Linked DNA regions of Homo sapiens: regions 1, 3 and 4 are each linked to region 2. A link is a loop called in an ENCODE intact Hi-C map of the cell type or tissue named here. Cell type or tissue: IMR-90. All regions are shown on one strand. Region 1 overlaps LOC145845 (a long non-coding RNA gene). Region 2 overlaps LOC105370770 (a long non-coding RNA gene). Region 3 overlaps LOC124903465 (a long non-coding RNA gene). Region 4 overlaps DPH6 (diphthamine biosynthesis 6).

Region 1 (5,000 bases), 380 kb before region 2:
ACATAATTAGAGAAGAATAGGACAAGGCAGAAAAATGAGCCTTTGGGACCTCTTTATAATTTAAGAAGAAATAATAATGAAGGGAAATTGAATATCTAAGGCTTGCTATTACATTTTTTGAGGCCAATATCCGTTTAAGAACAAATCCTCAGAGATGCCAGGAAGGGCCTGGGTTTCCAAATGGAACTACTCACAAAGTTCCTTTTGCAGTTCCTTCTTCTGTTAATTTGCTGGGAATGAGAAGACTAGGGAAAAGGCGATGTGTGTGGTGTACCAAGGGCTTAAGTAAGAGTATGATGGGAAGGGGCACCTAGATATAATGAGGCTGCTGTTTTAAGCTGAATAGAAAAGAGGAGAAGAAAGAAAAAGCCACACAACACCACAATACACTTTAAAATAATTCTCACCCACCTGCCTTCCTTTTTCTCTAACCACACACTATATTGAATAGTACACATAGGTGGGGGAAATTTCTAGTTCATCACCTTCTGTCTGTAGACCCACCAACGGAGCCCCCTTCCCTTAGATTCCTGACATGTAAGCCTAGACCATGGCCTTTTTATCAAGTGAGTGGGGCTTTGTTAATGTATTTGTACTTTTCTGCTTTCAGTCTAAGTTTCTCGCTTTGGAGGAGGGAGGAGATGCAAGAAAGGAGGGGGAGGGGGGCAGAACACAAAGACTTTATCTAGTTCTCACCAAGCAGGTTTCAAAATAGGAACTTAATGGGAAGAAAGACGAAAGAATTAAAAAAAATAAGAGGGGCGTGAGAATTGTTTATTACAAGTTTACTTGTCTGGAAGAGAGGTGATTCTGTGGATATTTTTCGCTTTGAGGATTCTGTTTGCCTCTTATTGAAACATTTTCAAATTTTAATCCTTTAGCAGACAAAACCTCAATATAAATATGACATGGGCCACTGACAAAAAAACGAACTTAAACTCAGTGCTTAGAAGGGAGGAGGTGTGGGGAGGAGAGAGCCCTTTCTGATTAATAACTAGCAGGGTAATGTTGAGGGCTTTTTCTGCCCGATTGCCTTTTTGAATTAGAGCCGATTTCTTCACACTTCAATAGTGCCTGTCTCCTTTAAAATGACTGGCAGATTTGTTTCTCTTTTTTTTTCTCTCCCTGAGACTTAATGATGTAAATTTTCTAATTAGTTAAATCATATTGCTTAAAGGCCTAATATTTACCATGTAAGAAATGATCATCCAGATTTGGACCACTTGAAATATTCTGAGAAATAACACTTGGCTTTTAGGTTGAGGGATGAAGAGGAGAAAGCTGTATTACGGGAAGCTGTTTAGAGAAGAGAAGGCATAAACCCGGTAACATGTTAAATTAATAGATGAAGTTGAGCTGGGCTCACACCCCAAGTCCGCTTTTATTTTTCAATCAGCGAAGATTTAATTGGCAGCCCTCAGGCTGGGCGATCTGATATTTTCTCATTAGTTTCCCATCACTAATCTTGAGTGTTAGATTGGCTCAAAGGTTGTCAACATTTGACCAATTTTATTTAAGGAAAAAAAAAAATCATGCATTATGGCTCCTGGACGTGAGATCTGCAAATAAATCCTGCTTGGATCAGCGGAACCAACAGGCGAAAAAAATGTTGACTATTCATCGTCGCATTTAATAAGTTGCATTAATGTATATTTCAAGGCGAGAGAGAGAGAGATTATACATGTGGTGCGTAGATGCCGATGAAAAGAAAGAGGTGGATGGGGAACGGGATGCACTATAAGCGGGATGGGTAGGTAAAGTGAGACGTAGAAGCATTTCGAACCGAGGGTAAATAACCCAAGTGGAATAGCTGTTGAGGATTTAGGAACTACAATCCCCCCTCCCTTTCCTTTTGCAGCTGCGTGAAACTGCCAAGCCTGTCTTGCAAGCACAGAGTGGCTCTGCTGTCTAGTCCAGAGCTAACATCAGAGCGCCCCCTGCTGGCAATTAGAGCAGAACGCTGCGGGTCAGCCCCCTGCGAAGCGAATCTTGTTTTTCTGCGCACCCCACCTTTCACTGACTCCTTCCACCGCCCCCACGTCCATTCTCCAGCAAAACCCCGCGGCAGGGGAATACCTTGTCAAGGACTGAACATTTAAATGAATAAATGATAATAATAATAATAATAAAATGCGAAGGAACCCCCCCACCTTCGCTTGGCCTCTGGGGAATAAACTATCAAAAGCCTTGGCAGAGGACACCTTTCCTTTTTCTACATCTCTGTATTCTCTGCGTTTTCGCTACAGTTTGTTTTTCCTGCAGAACTGCAGATTCCGAGTCCAAGGAAATGTTTTTAATAGATGCTGTAGACGTTTTAAAAATGGATATCTGATGGGGAAAGAGGCCAATACAAAGCAATATTTTGCATCCTCACAAAATTAAACTCCCAGGAAACTCGCACTGTTTAGAAAAGTCTTGAGGGATAGCTTTCGGAATTCAGACGGTTCCTTGTCCAGAATGACCCTTTCCTGCAACGCAAAGCAATACCAGACCCTGTCCGAATCTTTTTTTTTAAGCAGAAAAAGTGTTTAAAAGTTGTCACCATAGCTACACACACACACACACACACACACACACACACACACACACACACGTCTTTTCCATGGGTGTGTCTATTCTTTTTGGGGTCGTACTTCTCAATTTTGCTGGAAACGGAAAAGGTAGCTGAAGTGCACCAAAATAACCGATGTCTTTGACATTTGATCTTACTATAGTGTTTCACGTCCAATGCAAGGTGTGAGACTGCTACTATTTGAGAGAATTTTGGTTCTTTTTCAACGGTTCGGTGCATAGAGGCATTTTCTTGGTTTCCCAGTTAATCTGCCGCGGGATTTATGAGCACCATGTAACGCGAGGGCGCACAGGTAACGAGAGCCGGAACAATCTCAGGCTGGCAGCCGCACCGCCTGCACCGCCAACCTCCACTCTTGGGAAAGGCGCTGGCAATGCAGCCCTGACTCGGATAAGTCTTCCAACCGCAACCAGACCCCCACATAACGAGTGTCAATCTACACCGCGGAACGACTTTTGTTTCTGAGGGAGTTTTTGGTTTTGCTTTCCAAAGTACCGGATTTTGGGATTTTGTTAAAACAGTGCTCAGAAATGAGGCGCGGGGGAAGGAACACGGGCAGGGAGGACAGCAAGGGAAAGGTGTGTCTCTGGACTTTAATTTCTTGCCAGAGTAGCAGGACTTTCTGGTTTAAAAATCCATTCTCCTCTTTCGCTTCTTCCCAGAAGCCCTGTGTCACCCCTTCTCCAACCCCCATTCCCATCTTTGGAGACACTCAGGGAGGGGACAGGGACCCCGGTGACTCCCTAGAACCAGCGCTCCTAGGGCAAGGCAGAGGTGGGAGACAACCCGGTCTTCAGGCCAGTGAAGTGATGCCTCAGTCTGATTGTGTTTGAAGATTTGCTGGGGCTATTGTGTGACAATTGAGGTAAAGTTAAATATTGATACTCCAAGCTGTTATCATTTTGGGGGGTCTGTTTTGAGGAAGTCCATTGGGTTCAAACTGATTTTAAATATAAATCCTGCTCTGGGGAAGCAGAATCTACTGCCTGCAACGGGGGTTGACTGTTTGAAAGGTCCTCGTTAAGCTCAGAAGTGGAAGGGAAGTTATCTGCAGACCATATGAGTCTATTCAAATATATATGTATATACGTATGTGGGTATATATACAAAATATCTATATATAGCTATCTACATATCTGTACAAAGAAAACAAAATAATAAAGACAAGAAAGGGGGTGTCCCTCATAGCAGTTGAATCCAAATAAAAATATTTCTCTCACATATAAAGGAAATATGATCATCTCATTGTATTGTCTCTGTTTGACTTAATGAAATTTGGAGACATTGACAGTCTGGTCAATGTTCTAAGTAAATTAATGTGAAGGTCCTTAGGAAGAGACGGAAAACACCCCTTGCCATTAATCTTAAACCACTTGAAGATTATGAGTAAAAGAATGGGATCACTAAGCATTACCATCTCAAGTAGCTGTTAACTGCCCCCATCCCTTTATTGTGGCAACAAAATAAACTCTTCACTAAGAATGATGTTTCTTCCTTTTTTGTCTTTGTTTTTGTTTTGCTTTAAGGGCAAAGAAGGGAAAACAGAAGCAAAGAAAACTGTTTCAAAAGTCTTGGAATTGCTACTGTTAAAAGGCTGCGGTTCATTTCTGATTTCCTCATCTTTTGCTACAAAGGAAAAAGAAATCCAATGATGTGTCTACCTTTGGTGAGAAGAAAACACGAGCAACAGCAGTGTAGGTGTGTTTGTTTGTTTTTCTTTTTTCCTGGAAAAATATTTTTAATATTCACCAATTAGCGAGTTGAAAGCTGTGGAGATGTAAAAGATGTTCTCTTGTCCACATCTATTTGTTGAGTTTCGTCAATGGAGTTTTGTAGGCATTTGTACCAGATAGAAATGGAGAGAAAGAGAATTAAACACTTGCCAAGGAACAATATATACACTTTCAGGTAACTCCACCTAATCCTGTATTTGAGTGCTGATAGGGAGGAGGAGGGGGTGCTATTTTCCCCTCACAAACCCCCCAAAGCCGTATTAGACAGAAAGAGGGGGTGAGAACTCTATGACTGAGCATTCTGACAAAAATGGAAGCAGCACCTCTCTGCTCCTAGACCCCTAAGGAAAGACGCCCCCAAAATGTGCAAAAGCCGTTATGTTTCCTTTAGAGTCCTGAGTTGGGTGGACCTTTCAGAGACATACACAGTCATTAATATTTTAAAAAACAAAATGCAGAAACGGAGGGCAGTGGCTAACAGAAAAGAAAAACATGCTAAAATTTATTCCTGAAACACCGCAAATTTCCAGATGCCACAAAAAATCAATGCAAACGCACCCCCTCCTAACTGAGCAGACAGACCCGGTGAGGGTTCCAGTTGAAACTGGAATTGGAGATCTGAACTCCGCTAGAGCAATGGGAGACGTTACCCCGAGGCTTCCGGAGTGGAGGTAGGGGACGTCTCCCTCCTTCCA
Region 2 (5,000 bases):
AGCATAGTCTGATTGTTCAAAGACAAAATACTGACAGATAGTCATTGAGAATTTAGGAAATAGAATCATTCACTTTATATGCATTATTAATCTGTTCTTTGTTATCCTGTTGTGTCCTTTAGCATCCTAACATTTATGCCAAATGTGCAGAATTTGGAGTAGGTCCAGAGGAAGCAGCAAAATAACTCAAGTGTTGGAAAATAGTACCAATAAAACAAGGGTAAAGAAACTGGCCTTGTTTAGTCTGGAGAAGAAAAGACTTGGAAGGAATTAATCGCAGTCTTCAAGTTCATGAAGGAACACAGTCCTTTGCAGGTAGAGGTGAACAGCTGGTCTCTGTTTCCTCTGAGAATAGTACCAGACAGCAGGGTCTTAAATGTGGTAGATGGGGATTTCAGCAAGATATTAGGAAGATCTTCTCCACCGTGCAGGGAGAGGATCTTCAGGATTTAACATGTGTTGAATTATTATTTTTGTAGTCTGCTAGTCCAAATTGCAGAACAAAAAGAGAGAATGCAATCTATAACACAGGAACCCATCCAGGAAAAGAAACAAAAAATAAATAATTGTGGATCTAGGGATAAAGTCCATCTGAGATGAAAGAAGTGCTAAATTCCAGAAGTGCATAAGAGTCAGGATACTTGATCAGAAAGGAAAACATATTACAGAAAAAAGAAAGGGATTAAATAAAGACAAAATAATGAAAATGGAAAGGATGCCATGAATTTAGAATACATTTATAATTTTAATCAAAATTATATTTTGGTGGTAAGAAAAGAATTCTAAATATTTTTATGTACAATACATAACAGCCACCAGAAATTTTAAAAAATACTGTGCAATTGAAATCCTTAAATATGAAAAATAGGGCCAAAAAATAAAAATAGGGCAAATAAACAGCTTTGCCATATTTTATTCCCAGTTTTATATGAAATAAAAAACAATGGGAAAATGAACTAAATTTCTCAAATATTTTTCTCAAATTTCTCAAATTTTTTTCGACCTTTTGATTTTTATGACGGGAAAACTGCGATTATCTGGTAAGTAAATAATACATGTGTACCACATAAAACAAGAATAAACAATGTATAGCATTCAAGAAGCAATATTGTAACAGAGAAATAACTCAGAAAAGTATTACAAAACTCATTAACATCCTTATCATCAGAGATATTAAGTGACTGCTCAGTGATATAGGTTTTATGCAGCTCAAACAAAGGAATATGACCCATGAATTCAAGAAACTTAGAAGGTTATCATTTGATAACAATGTTGCAGTCTAGGTAAATCACCTGGGATTGTAAAATCTATTGCACTTAGATGATGTTTAGGTGTATAAATACAAAAGCATAAGTGACCATTTCAGCAAACTGAATTGTTAAAGGATGTGCATTAGCTTTTAAAATAATTACAGAGGTTAAAATTGTTACTCGCCTTGAACTATGATTGCAATTCCAAAATCAAAATTGTGCTTTATGATCACAAATGTATTATATTATGGGTCTATATAAGCAACTTTCTGCATAGATGACTCGGTCAGTTTTATCAATTTTCTAGTTACTTTTGTTTTTTCAGACAGTCACTCTACCTCTTTGAAAATGGAATGGATCCTGCTTATGTCCAGCTTTGATGAACAGTCTCAACATTTCACAGTTGCATTTTGTCATCGATAGGTTCAGTCTAATATGTTTTGCAATGCGCTGTTTTTTTTTCCTGATGTTTGAAACTTTTCTTCACTCTAAAAAGCAGAAAATAGAATAGCCCATATTTGAATTTATTTTGCCAAGATGATAGTTATGTATATTTTATAACATTCTGGTACACAGAGCTTAGCAATCTAAAAATAGAACCTTGAAAATATTTTTCTACTGCTTTTTAAAAATACACTTACGAATACTTGTAAAATGATTTTAGTTTGGAAATACATCTTAGTCTCTCTCTCTGTCTGTCTCTCGACAAAGAAAAGCCTTTTGTTCTGGTCTCTCTGGCACTACCTCATTCTGTGACTTTCTGCTGTCCCCTAGTGGCATGTTAATCTTCTTGACTACTGTGTGATTGCCCTGGAACCAATTCTCTACTCTTCTGTGCTTTCTTGTGACTCCGATTAGCAGACATTTAAAATACTATTAAACAACCCATGAGCTGCCTTTTAGAAGCAGTAACCCTGTTCTTTAGCCTAGTTTTGCATTTATGAATTCTTACCAGAGTAAACATGTCCAGGGGAGGCATGCTATGTAGATACATTTGATTATTTCGCCACAATCAACATTTCAGGTTTTCAGAATCCTAACACAAAACTGATGAAAGCAAAATGTTATCAGTTTTGACTGTTCTATACATAACATACGGTAGCTAAAAGGTAATTTGTGACAGGTCAGACTATTTATGTCAATAGGTTTACAAACAAAAATTGCACTATTCCTTTTCCTTTGCTTTTCAAAATTCTGGTTGGTTACTCTCATTGTAATATTTGCTTTTTCCATGGTGACATATTTCTATAAAATATTTAAAAAGATAGAATGACATTATAATATCTGAAGCATTAGATTAACTCATATATGTAAAAACAGACTTGCATCAACATTTACCTGAATGAATAAAAAATGTTCTCAAAATTTCCTGTATGTTATCCTTCTTTCTACATGAATCAGAATTTTTTTTAAATTTAAAGATATTTTGGTTATTTTATCTCCCTTCTGTGTTTTATGTGCTTGAGCTACAATGTTCAGCTCTAATATGGTGTTGGGAAATTTTTCAGTACAGCATTTTAGTTTTCTGAATTAGTAATTTCAAAATGTATATAATAAAAATGGAATGTAAGAACTTGTCAAAAACAATATTTCAGTTTTTAAAAAAATTAACTTTCACTGAAAAAGGATTACTAAAAACCTGGCTTACACAATTCTTTTTAAAGATGGCTAAAAGCAAACTAAGGAGAATTTACAAGAAAAAAGGTCTGGTGAAATCCAGCCCATTAACTGAACATTACAGAAATCTGAGATGTATACTGAACTAATGATTTCTTGGCACTGTCTTGTTTGGCCCTCGTCATGGTTTTGACAATTATCATATGAATAGCAACACTTTTTTCTTTCTGAACTCAGGGGGAAGGGAGTTTGGGAGGGGTTGGGGTGGGAAGGAGGCCCAAAGCCCTGGAAACTCCTATTTCTTAATAATTCAAGGGTACAGTTCGGCCGTGTGGAAGAAAAAAGAACTAAGCTGTAAGGTTCTGTTCAGTGACAATGTTCTTGTTTCTTCAAAGAGAATTTGATGTAGTTTTTGAACTGCCTCTCATCTAAAAGGTCAGATTGCTGCCCAATTTAGTCATTTTGTCTGTTTATACATGCCTCCATTGGGATAAGATATCAAAAAACAAAGCTCTAGATTGCAATCAATCTTGGCTTGAGTGCAAAGTCATCCAGCCAATCCAAGAGATCCTACTGACTACCATGGGGAAAGGGTAAAGGAAAGGTTTAAACCTCCTAAACTTTTTCTCAAGAGAAACCTCTTCTAAACTACTTTTCTAAACCTCCTTAACAAATGATGGAGCTCACACCCCCTCTTTCAATTTTGCCCTGACATCCAATTTCTCAAATTCAAATGACATCGTTTTCTAAAAATATATTCTCCCTCAACCATTTTAATTTACAATAGCTATTTTTCACACAGAAATGTCTGATTTTTTTAGTTGTCTATTCAGATTGTAAGTGTTCCAAAAATGTTCTCCTGGAGTTATTTTTAAAAACTTATGGTACGTTAGATAATAAATATTGTTGTTCTGTTACTGGAAACATTGAACGCAACATATTTGACAGGTTAATAGGAATGAGAATTCTATTTGAAATTTTAATTAATTTTAGTTTAGATAAATGTGCCTTTCAAAATCTTAATTCTAATGAGTAAATGGGAAAATTTATTTAATATTATAGATTATATTCAGTTAATTATCTTGTAGATTATTTGGAAAATAAAAACAGGAAAGAGTTTCTTTATTTTAAAAAAATTAAATCTAGAGACAGTCTTAATAAATCTCCTCTAAAGTAATATAGCATTATCAGTGGCCTATTCTCTACAGAATTAGGTTTTCCAAAACAAATAATAAAGCTGAACAGTCCTACTTTTTACAACTCTGGAGACTATCTAAACAAAATGAACAGATTTATAGGGCTATTTTTAGTGTGTGTCACTTGTATTACAGTTTACATTTGCTTTCGAACCTTATTTGACATTCTTGGGAGAAAAATACAGGCAGAACCCTCATTAAGATCCTTAATAAAGGATAGTCTCCAAAGGGCAGTTACCAAAAAACCAAAGTTGAGGCATGTATAAGAACGTTCCTTTGGACTTCATGTCATGCTGCTTCATTTTCATTTGTCTAAATAGTACAGCCCTGAACCAAAATGCAGATTTATAGGTTCTGTTTATAAAAATCATCAGGCATTGGTATAGCCTACATTATAATAATAACTGAAGTGAAAGCACATTTTTAATGGTAGGAATTTTCCCACAGCAACAGGTAAGTACGCTACACTTAAATAACTATTATTTTTCCATAAACTGTATATTCGCAGTAAAGTGAAAATTAACTTGCTGGAGAAGCATAGTACAATGTTGTGATTTTCTGCAAGCCATTCTCCCATGAATAAAAATGCATGGAAAGCCTTATGTAATGTTACGAAATATGTCATCACACATAGATTTATGGAAAAACCATGTACTATTTTGAAATATAGATGCAAGGATTAAATGTTTCCATTTTGTGTAAACCAAGTTTCTCTAGCAGTTTGTTCCATGTGAGGAGAAAGGCCAGTGCCTTCCATCGTGAAGGGGACCCAATTTCACTTGTTTGTACAAATAAGGAATGAAGAATTCACTTCCCTTTGTTTATTCCGAAAAGATATATCGAGAGGAAAATGTTAGAAATCTAAGACAGATACATATTTAACCGCTTTATCATATTTGTTTTCTTCTATGTAAACGGGAACACTTCGATAAGGTTA
Region 3 (5,000 bases), 610 kb before region 2:
ACGGAGAGTATGGAGCGATGGAATGTTTGTGTTTCAATAAGTCTTTAATTTCTCTGAGATTTTTAGGACAGGGACTTCAGTGGATTCTAGCTTTCTATCCGCTTTCTATCCCTTTCCCCTCCACACCCCATAAAATAAATGATTGCCACTGATCTGATGTGCCAGGTGAAAATGGGTAGAATTAAAACTATCAATTCTGTTTCCAACGTGTGTCTTTCACTTGAGTTCAAAAGCTTTTAAAGTTAAAACGTGCCGATCATTTATAAGTATTATTTCTTTTTCTACCATCGAGGCTTTTAAGTAAAAAGAAAGAAAAGGTGTTTACATTTCCAAATTCATTTTCCCTGGAAGATTTCAATCTGCCAGGTAATTTGATGATGGACCCTTACGGTATGAGAACGTCTACCTGGTGAAGCCTGGTTTACCCGAGTGCGGCCAAGTACACTCAAGTCCAGTTTTTCCGTTTTTTTACTCCAATGGTATATTTGGAGCTGGGATGTGGATATTTAAATTCGAAGCTTTCCAAGTGCCTCAGTACTATTTTGAAGAAGAGGTTAGAGTAGGCAGAATTGGGGAGAAAGGAAGAAGGATCTCTTTGAAAGTTAGAGATGGTGAAAAAGACATGTAATCCGATGTGGAAAATTGAGTAAAAGAGGTAGTGCACACTTTAGCTTAGGCAAAGATTGCTGAATCCTTTGAAGAAACTGACACGGATTTTCCAGAGATGGGGTGGGTGTAGGGGGGGAATCCTAGGGTGGGCATTTTATGTAAATTAGCATATTTGAAATATAGTACAAATCCAGTATAGTAAAACTGACAGTTCTGACAGTATTGACAACATAAATATATGTTTGAACACTGCATTTTCAGACACTTAACCGATGAAGCAATAAAAAAAATTCGACTACAATATTTCAAATAATCGACATTGATGTTTTGATACATCTTTTTATACTCCAAATCGATCTATCACTCTGGGGCTGGTCAATTTTAAGTAAAAATGTGCTGCTATTATTTGTACCTTGGCTAATGATGACCTAATAACAGTCCCCAATTAATTACACCCGAACCGTGCTTTTTTTTCCTTCTGCAATGGAGGTGGGGGGCAGTTCTTGGAAAACAGAACCCACTATTGTGCCATCCTTCCCCTCCCTTGTATTCCATGTTTGCCACGGGTGGGGGTGGGACTTCAGATTTAGGAAGGGGTCTTTGTCTGGTTGATCATAGACGTCACAGGCTGAGGTCCCCTCACCTGAAATAACCACCCTCTGGGTCTGTATTGGGAATACGGTCCTCACTTTTACTTTGCAATGTCAAAACTAAATTTTAGAAAATTCAATCATAACTCTCCTTCAGGTCCCATGTCCTTTCCTCTGTTTCAAGGACTAGATGGAAGAGATTTGCTCAAAGATTGGAAATTTCTCTCGGGCTGTGTGTGTATGTGCGTGTGTGTGTGAGAGAGAGAGAGAGAGAAGAGAGAAGACAGCGCGCGCCACATGAGAATTTTAATAAAGTAGGGACACAGCCAGGTCCAAATCTAAAGCACCTAGCCTGAGTAGAATCTCTCCCACAGCCCCATCCCCTCTGACCTCCCTACCCGGCGTTCGATTGTTTACCGGCTACTGAAGAAAAAAAAAAAAAGCTACAAATAAGAAAGACAATGACCTGCAAATTGCAGGAAAGCAGGGAGGAGACTGTTGGGTATTGCATCCCAGGCGTGCCTCCTCCCGCACTATGACTGTTGGCTTTCTCTCTTTGCCCTGTGAGTTTTCCAGTTCTTTCCCACTCCTCTCCAGATTTGGTGGAGGTGGGGGGAGGGGGAAAAGAGATAAAGCTGATTAATTGAAGGAGTAAACAATCCTGGACAGGCCTAGATACAAACTCGAGCAGTCCATTGTGAGGTACGGATCGGGCAGAGGCGGTGGAGGACCGCTCGCACCCCCACTCCGACTCCATCTCGCAGGCTAGGCGCCGCGCCGTGCTGTTCCCCCCCCCGCCACCCCCACCTCCCCCGTTAAGCCCCGACCCTTCCTCAATCTCGCACTGAGACTCGGCCTTCTGACCTAAAACTGAGCTGGGCTCCTAGCCCTGAATTCCAGTGTCTGATTTCTTTCCTCCAAACTTCATGAATGCAGTTTTAAGCCTCTCCAAACCACCGCCAGCTGAGACGCTGGGACTTAAGCGGCACGCTAAGCAACTTTAAGATGCTAATCAAAGGCAAAGGATGTGTGTGATCCGCGCTGGGTAAGGGGGAGGAGGGATCAGAAAAGAGAGATCCGTCGCCAGAGCATCTCCCACTTGCGAGAGTTACTAGCCTCTGGCCGGGGCTTTCCAAGCCGCCTGCGCTGAAGTAGGGGTAGGAACTAGACAAGAGGCCGCAGGAGGACAGAAAAAAAGAGGAAAACAATCGAGCGGAAGAGACGAGAGAAAAAGCAGGAGAGAGGAAGAAAGAGAGGAAAGAAGAGAGCGCGGGAAGGAGGAAGAAACAGTGAGAGCAAGCGCACGTCGTGTTTGGAGCCCCGCCAGATAGCGCTAGAGGGCTATTTATTGAAGTCCTTTCTATGAGATGGTGAAGCCCCTAAAATTGGGAGAAATAAAAGAAAAGGGGGCATAAAGGAAAAAAGTATAATAATTTTACTCCATTTTATTTAAAAAATAAAGTGTGGGGTGCTTAAACGTTATTAATGGGAGGAGGCGGAGAATAAATCATTATAGAAAGTTTAAGTGGGAAAAGGACCAAAGAACCAAAAACCACCACCACCACCACCACCACCACCAACAACAACAAAAGCAAACAAAAAAGTCCCCTTCCTTCTGTTGATCCCAGCTAGGAAGAGTGAGTAAAGTTAACAGGTAAGGAAGCCAGTGGAATTATTTCTAGGCCAACTTTCAGAGCTGCTGGTTACACTGCTGGGAAGGTCAAGAATAGTTCACAAGGATGAGCCGATGTTTATGGAGAAGGGATGTTTTAAAAGTAATAGATGGCTGCAAGGGGTGGAGAGGGAAAGACAAACACGTTATTGGAAACGCCAAATAAAATATATATCAAAAATTCCAACTGTCAGCCAGCAGGTCTTGAACAGAAGATAGCCCCTTCTGCCTTTGTCCCAGCGATGCTGGGCTCAGGGCTGTTTCTGCAGGGCTGAAATCAAACTCCTTGAATAACAATTTAGAAATACTCTGAGACGCTTGGAGAAAATAACTAGACTACAAAAAAAAAAAATCACTGTGTCATTCAGAACCCAAAGAAAAGTGCTGGGGATGGAAAGAGAAGACCTAGTGACAGAAGTGGAGTCCAGAGAGAGAGAGAGATGGAGAGAGAATAACATATTTTTGATCACTGTTACTTGCTCAGTTCAGTAATGCAAGAAATAAAATTTCTTTCAAATGATACTTTACTTTTAAGTATTGACTTGGTTTTATCCTAAAATCTCTGGCATTTCACATATCTAGCTTCTCATTTTAAACCTGAATTTTCCTTTTACCTGAAGGAATTTTTGAAAATCAAAGTAATAATTCATGTCTTTTTTCAAAATCAGTAAAGAGAACTTCCCTCCCGGAATAAAAATTAACCTTACAGAGTTTTTAAAGATATGCTTAATCCAAAATATTCCAAATCAAAACATTAAATAAAGTTACAGATAAGATTAAGGTTGGACTTATTTGCTTCTCTAGCAAGGCGTCAATTGTTCTAACTGTTGTAAGAAGACAAAAAGGATTTAAACCTGGCGATTTTAATACACAGATTAACACTTTGGACTTCTCAGTTCTGAGGAATTTGAAGTTATCTGTGCTAAGAAGCTATAACTTTCAAGGAAAAGAAAAAGAAACAGCTACACAAGCTCCTTAAGGAGTGTGGGCAAATTCACCTAGAGTCTGGGTTCATAAATTCTTGGTTCAAATTAAACACTCCCCATAAAGCCAATGCCCTTCAAATTAAGGGACTATAGTGGAATTCAATTATTCCTTTTAAATCTTAAATGTTACCTATAATAGCATTCCATGTTGGCTCAAAAAAAGAAAATGAAAAATAGAAAAGTAGCAGTTTTCAGAACTCTTGGGGCTGCTTCAATAAGAAAGAGGTGATTAAAAACAGACTCTTAAATTTGAGAGGCCCGATTCCCCCTTCCACTGGTCCCCACCCGCTTGGTCCCCTCCTTTTCACCTCTTTTTTATGCAGTACCCCCACCCCCACTCCAGAGCTAAGTAGCTGATTTGGGATTCTGAAGAAATAGGTTTCACCATCCATATTTGTTCTGGGGCACTTGTAAAATGCGATTTGTAGAGGGTCTTTAGCCTTCTGATTGTCTTTGAATTGTTTTTACTGAAACAGATCTTTTGCAGTTAATGAGTCCCCACGCAGCTGGACAGCTCCTCTCGGACACTGAGAACTCTAACCCCAAAATGACCCCAATTTGACACCGCAAGATGAAATTTTACCGCCTGTTAAAACCATTTCCAGCCTGGGCAGAAGGAGCTGACTGTTGACGGAGGTGTGTGCCACCTCCTGCGACCCCCATTTCGTGCCTGTCTCCCGGGCCTGCCCCACCTACTTTCCTTTCACCCCAAATATGGGAGAGCAGATGAGCCTGGAAGCCTGGGTGGGAGTGCCAACGCTGACAATGGGGCATTAGCAAAATGCCACCAGGATGGAAATCAGTAAGTGCGGGTACCCTACTCCTTTGGAATCGCTTCTATTGGACTGGAAAATTGGGGATGAGGGAAACCAGGAAATTCTTATATGTTAGATGAGCCTTTTTCAGCTCTATTAATAAAACACCCGCAAGTTGCTGATTAAAGGTAATAGTGTTTTGAATTCAGCAGACTGACCAAGAACCAATACCTTGAATCGACTCCAACTTGATCTCCTCATGTGTAATCCACTACACTAGGACTGCTATTTTAAACTAACAGTTTCATAAGTGACATGCAACTAGATCAGTAAGATCTCTTTCGTTCAAAGAAATTCTGGGTTCTCCCCTGAGACAACTGGCAAATTT
Region 4 (5,000 bases), 980 kb after region 2:
TTTGGCATCTACTTAAAAATGCACTGAATGGTATTGGGGGAAAGGAAATCTTTCCTATTGATTATCAAATCAACAGGATGTCAGCCATTCCCCAGGTCCTTTTTGAAGGTTCATGAGGAGCCTGTTTTTCTTTCAGGGTTGGTTCTTGAAAGCTTGTATGTGAGAGATTTTATTATTTTATTTTATTTTACTTAATTTTTTTGCTGTGACAAATGTCTGTTGTTTTCTAAACAAGAAAGCCAGTGTCCCAGTTAGGTGCATTGAGTTATTTTCATTCACTTGCAGTCCTGTTGTATTAATACTGAATAAGCAGAGACAGCCTGACTGGTGGTGAAAGATGGTAATCCAGCCTCAGGGCTTTTTCTGGTCAATCCTAAACCTCTGATTGCCACGTTTTCCTAATTTCCCATTTCCAGGGCATCACTAGAATGACCTTGCTTGCTGAATATGATGCTCTGAATCTCCAAGATTTTCACATGCATTTGAAAGTGGGCAGCCAGGCGATTGTTTACAGGACTCCAAATGAACTGTGCACTCACAGCAAGTTTGATAAACACACATTTCCTCCTTTTATCAGTGAGATTGCAAAATGTGAAGTATGAGTTTCCAGTTTTACTGATTCCCCTCAACCCTTTTCCTGTTTAAAAACTTAGACATACTAATTGGATGCTGATCTGTCCCTGTTTTTCATTCTGCTTGCTGGTAGTTGACGGCTTAGTTTAGTACTTACCTAGGCAAGATTTGGCAAACCTTCAAAAATGAACTTTCCATGTATTCAACTTAAAGGAGATTCATCCCAAGGAATGTAATGTGAACACTAATTAACATTAATGACTGCTAATCACTTTGCTTTTTATACTCCTTTAGGAGCACTGCTATTATCCAATGTAGTTAAGTAAAATGCTTGTATATGAATCAACAATGTTGCATCCTTTTAGCAGCTATTGCTCACAATCAAGCTTTGCATAAATTAAAGTTGACTAAAATTGATTTTAATATGCTGCTCTTCTTCAATAGTAAACTAAAATATCTAGTTAAATATCCTGCATATTAAAAATACATTGCCTGATTTTTTTTGTAGTCATCCTGTGGTAGATGAAAAGCAATATTGCAAATACATTTTCTCACAGTTCATGACACTTTCTCTTAGATTTCTTCAAAATTGAACACAACTCTTCATAGTCCTATCAGCACTTTGATTCTGTTGTAAGCATTAATTTTGTTAGATCAATGAAAAGCAATCAGCCTATGTTTAATTTTTCTGAATTTGTTCATTTACTTCCTAGAGGATCTTACAGATTCTTTAGATGATATAGTCTATTTATATAAAGTTGGTTCATAGGATTGTACATTCAACATTCATTAAAAAAGGTTGTTTATTATGTTTAGTGAATTACAGGACCATTATAAAAGCTTTCTGTTTATTTACATGCATTCAATGTACCTGTGACTAGAACTGCCTTGCCTTAGGAGGAAACTAAGCAAAACCCATAAATTAATAATTTAAGGGAGCAATACTCAAGTAGCATTTCAGTTAAAAAGTAAAGCCTCAGAGTCAGTACTAGCCACTTTAGCATTGCTTTACTTTTTGACTTTTATTGGCTGAAAATAACTTGTTAAACTGGAGCTTTTGTAATAAAATGAAATCTACATACCATCTAAAGCCCCTTCCCCTCCTTTTGATTTATGAGTAGGTTGACATATTACTGGAGAATTTGTAACACTTTCACAGTTCTGCACTTTGATTTCAGAGAAGGTGCTAATCTCTCTGGAATTTTGAGAGTGACAAAATGAGTTGTATACTGTTTTTCCAGGGAATTTGGGTTCCTTTATTAGAGGCCTTAGTTTTATTATGGTACCTGTATTAATGTGGATTTATCCAATATGTGATATGGTGGTATGATTAGATATACATTAATGGAGGATTTTTTTTTCATTGTACATATTCTACTTGGTTTGATCATATTATAATTCTCACAGCTAATGTCCATGTTTCTACAGAGGTTCAGCAATTCAGGATATTATTTTCAAATTACCAAAATGAGATAATTTAACTCCCTTTTACTTTTGCATTATTTTTAGTGGAAAAAAATTAAATGGTAGTATTATAAGAAGCTTTATGCTGTGTATGCTAGTCTTATTGTATATATGTACTGAAAGTACCTTTGACACTGTACTTAATTGGATTTAATTTCAAAGAATTGTAACAGGAATTATGTGAGAGAATAGAAAATATATGGAACTTAATTAAGTGCTGTCCATATGTAAAGGTAAGATTCATGACTATTGTTTGATGTAACTTATTTATTTTACATCCTGATACTGTTGTATAATAGCACAAAATGCATGTCTATGAGGAAAAACTTGCTTTTTCTATTTTACTTTGAGTTTTTATGTGTAATAAAATTATGCTTAAAATAGGCGAGGATTTCAGTTTTGATTCTTCTTCTTTTGTTTTTTTTTTGTTTTTTTTTGTAGCATGTTTACTTTCACGTGAGAGTGATTGATCTGTAGCTGTCATTTTATCCAAGAAGGGACAAATGGAATTGGTCTTTTAGACAAAAGTATGCAAACAGACTGCATTCTTTCTGTTGATAGAATTATGGAAGAATTGCATGAGGTGCCACATTCAGTTGCCTATTGATTGTAAAGAGGATTCTGCAGTGGGGTGCTGTTTCCAATGGATAAGGAGGTGCTATGATTACTTACCTTTCTCATGAAAGCACTACAAAGGGAAATGCAAAATGTGTGCAGTGCAGTCTTCTCTATTTGACAGTTGTTTTTGTTAAGTTTTTTCCCCCATTGAAGTCCAGCCTGTTTTAGAAAAACATACATTTTAGTTCTTTCCCCTTTATATCAGGCTTAGTAGATTTCCATGCATTTGACCCTTTAGAGAAATTACATGTTATAGACAGTTTTCTTTTTCTCAGCCTCTATTGTAAAGCTTCAAAGCTGATGCAACAGTGCCCTCTATAGTCTTTTAGTGAACATTAGACAGATGTAGATGATTTCAAATGTTCAGGTAAGAAACAGGACATTTAAATTTAATTTTTGTTCAAACAAGAGACCCCTTTTTCCTAAGTAGACATTCTTGTTTTTCACTAGTGGCTTTACTTTAAACAAAGAGAACAAAAGACCATTCTGAGTTTTCATTTAGAATTATTGGCTGCTTCTTCTTTTTATCCCTTGGTAAATCTCAAGTTTTATCAGACGTTCATCAGAGTAATTTGAGAAAGATGGAATCTTACAGGCTGTACTGTCTGTTCATGAAATATCTTTTTGAAGTTGAACTCTGATAGGAGTATTTTTTAAAAATAATTTAGTTCCTTTGTACTTGTTTTTTCTATTTAATTAGAATCTGAGTGGGCTGCCTAAAATTTGACTTCTATTTATTCCTGAATTGTGAAACCCAGTCGTTATACATGACATTATTTAAATTCAAACCAAGGGAGTTACACAATGACTAAAGTGTTTGTCATTCATTAGCATTGATTTAAATTTTAGATTTCCTTTTTCTCTTTTTGGTTACCTTTTTGATTGTATATATTGATAGCTAAGTTTTTCATTGTAAAATGCAACTAGATGTGAAGTTATGGATAATAAAAGCAGGAATCATATTTAGATATGATTAGAAGAGAAAAATGTTATGGATTAAGTTTATTTTGCTTCTGAAAGTGTTTTAATAAAAAGATCACGGGCCCAAGTCCTGGTTTCTTCATGTATTCACTATGTAATATTGAACACGTCTTAACCCCTGCAGCTGCTTTCTCTTCTATAAAATGGGAGTAAAAACACCTTATCCTTTGATGTTTTTGTGAGGTATTAGAGATAATATATTTAAGTTGGCCAGGTCATTAGAGATGCTCAAATGGTAACTTTATTTCCAAAACCACAGTGGGAAAGTAAATGGCTTTTATCTGAGGAAGTTTTTAATATAGAATCTAGAACACATTTAATGCACTTTGGATTTTAAAAGTCCTATCTGGCAATTTCTGGATTTATGTGAATCTGAAAGTTGGGATAGCATTTCTTGGTAATGTGAACTAACATAATGAGATGTGCATTCAGTCTCAACTCCCTACACACCTCATTCCCAAACTTTTAAAATAAGCTGTCTTTGGAATCTTTATTTTAGTAGAAATTTACCCACAAACCAGTATTTAGCAATGTGTGAAAACTGATGATAAAACTCAAAAAAACAAAACAAAACAGGAGTTTAAAATTTTTCCCCTTTAGTGTATCTGAAAATACTTAGGATACTTTTTCAATTATCTGGGTTCTTAGTAATAATAGTCTAGAGCCCTTATTTGTGTTTTCTAGCTATACAGCTTTTGTTTTCTCCACCAGCTACGAAGAAGACTGGTGTGTAAAATAGATGAAAATGGAGCTTTTTTGGTTGAAATGGAGATGGGGACCTAGAGTCCCTCTCTTTCAAAGCAACAGAGTTTAAAAGCCACTTGGTCCTTACAGTTTATGTACGTGTGTGTACATACACTCCTTTTGTGTAAGGGCTTTGTCTTACTTTGGTTTGAATTCATAGTGCCTAATTCTGTACCTGGCACATAAAAGATGTTCAGTTAATGTGTGCTGAATACAGAATTCTTTGAACACCAGGCCTTCCCTTACTGATTTCAAACACCTCATGCATAAAAGTGCAACTTTATGAAGCCATCTAATAGTAAAGTAATTGTTTCTCTGTGAACCAATTAAAACAAACATACTTCTGGCATAATTCATCAATTTAATTTTTTTAAAGTAAAACATTGTTTTAATTACAAATAATTATAGGAAATGAATAAGAAGTATTCGGAATGTGTCTTCAGTATAATTAAAAGCTGTTATATACCACAATGATTGGTTTAGATTCAGACACTTCAAATGACCTGATGATAAAAAATAATCTTACACAATGAACTTTGGAATTGAATGTTCTCAATATTCAGTAAATTGTTGTTTTTCTTGTAAAGTTCTTATTTATGTTTTGTATTGCTTTTGAGTAA

Evidence for each region. Peaks named below come from ENCODE experiments on the same cell type or tissue, not always from the same donor. Only the 100,000 strongest peaks of a DNase experiment are listed, where the experiment ranks them.
Region 1: a loop joins it to region 2, with 2.4 times the contacts of the local background. A loop is called at or near these places in 37 of 110 quality-filtered maps.
Region 3: it touches region 2 in a loop (2.8-fold over the local background); 19 of 110 quality-filtered maps call a loop at or near these places.
Region 4: it touches region 2 in a loop (4-fold over the local background); 17 of 110 quality-filtered maps call a loop at or near these places.

What each region holds. Positions count from the first base shown.
Region 1 is chr15:36,880,767-36,885,766 of GRCh38, reverse strand. LOC145845 (a long non-coding RNA gene) reads left to right here. Exons shown (of 7, transcript NR_024264.1): 2 at 3,235-3,437; 3 at 4,099-4,270. Among named protein-coding and RNA genes, the nearest start is that of MIR8063, 90 kb to the left of the region's middle. RefSeq lists enhancers at 3,722-4,292, 4,764-5,000. In IMR-90, a CTCF peak has its summit at 1,928 (motif pointing left); a DNase peak (open chromatin) is centred at 1,906; H3K4me3 peaks cover 898 bases; H3K27me3 peaks cover 1,110 bases.
Region 2 is chr15:36,498,292-36,503,291 of GRCh38, reverse strand. LOC105370770 (a long non-coding RNA gene) reads right to left here. Exons shown (of 4, transcript XR_932113.1): 3 at 1,589-1,738. Among named protein-coding and RNA genes, the nearest start is that of CDIN1, 79 kb to the left of the region's middle. In IMR-90, a CTCF peak has its summit at 2,026 (motif pointing left); a DNase peak (open chromatin) is centred at 2,021; H3K27ac peaks cover 253 bases.
Region 3 is chr15:37,104,087-37,109,086 of GRCh38, reverse strand. LOC124903465 (a long non-coding RNA gene) reads right to left here. Exons shown (of 2, transcript XR_007064581.1): 2 at 1-5,000. Among named protein-coding and RNA genes, the nearest start is that of MEIS2, 6.0 kb to the right of the region's middle. RefSeq lists an enhancer at 1,951-2,492. In IMR-90, a CTCF peak has its summit at 2,515; no DNase peak of the experiment used is centred here.
Region 4 is chr15:35,517,695-35,522,694 of GRCh38, reverse strand. All of the region lies in intron 3 of DPH6 (diphthamine biosynthesis 6), which reads left to right. Among named protein-coding and RNA genes, the nearest start is that of DPH6, 26 kb to the left of the region's middle. In IMR-90, a CTCF peak has its summit at 2,961; a DNase peak (open chromatin) is centred at 2,944.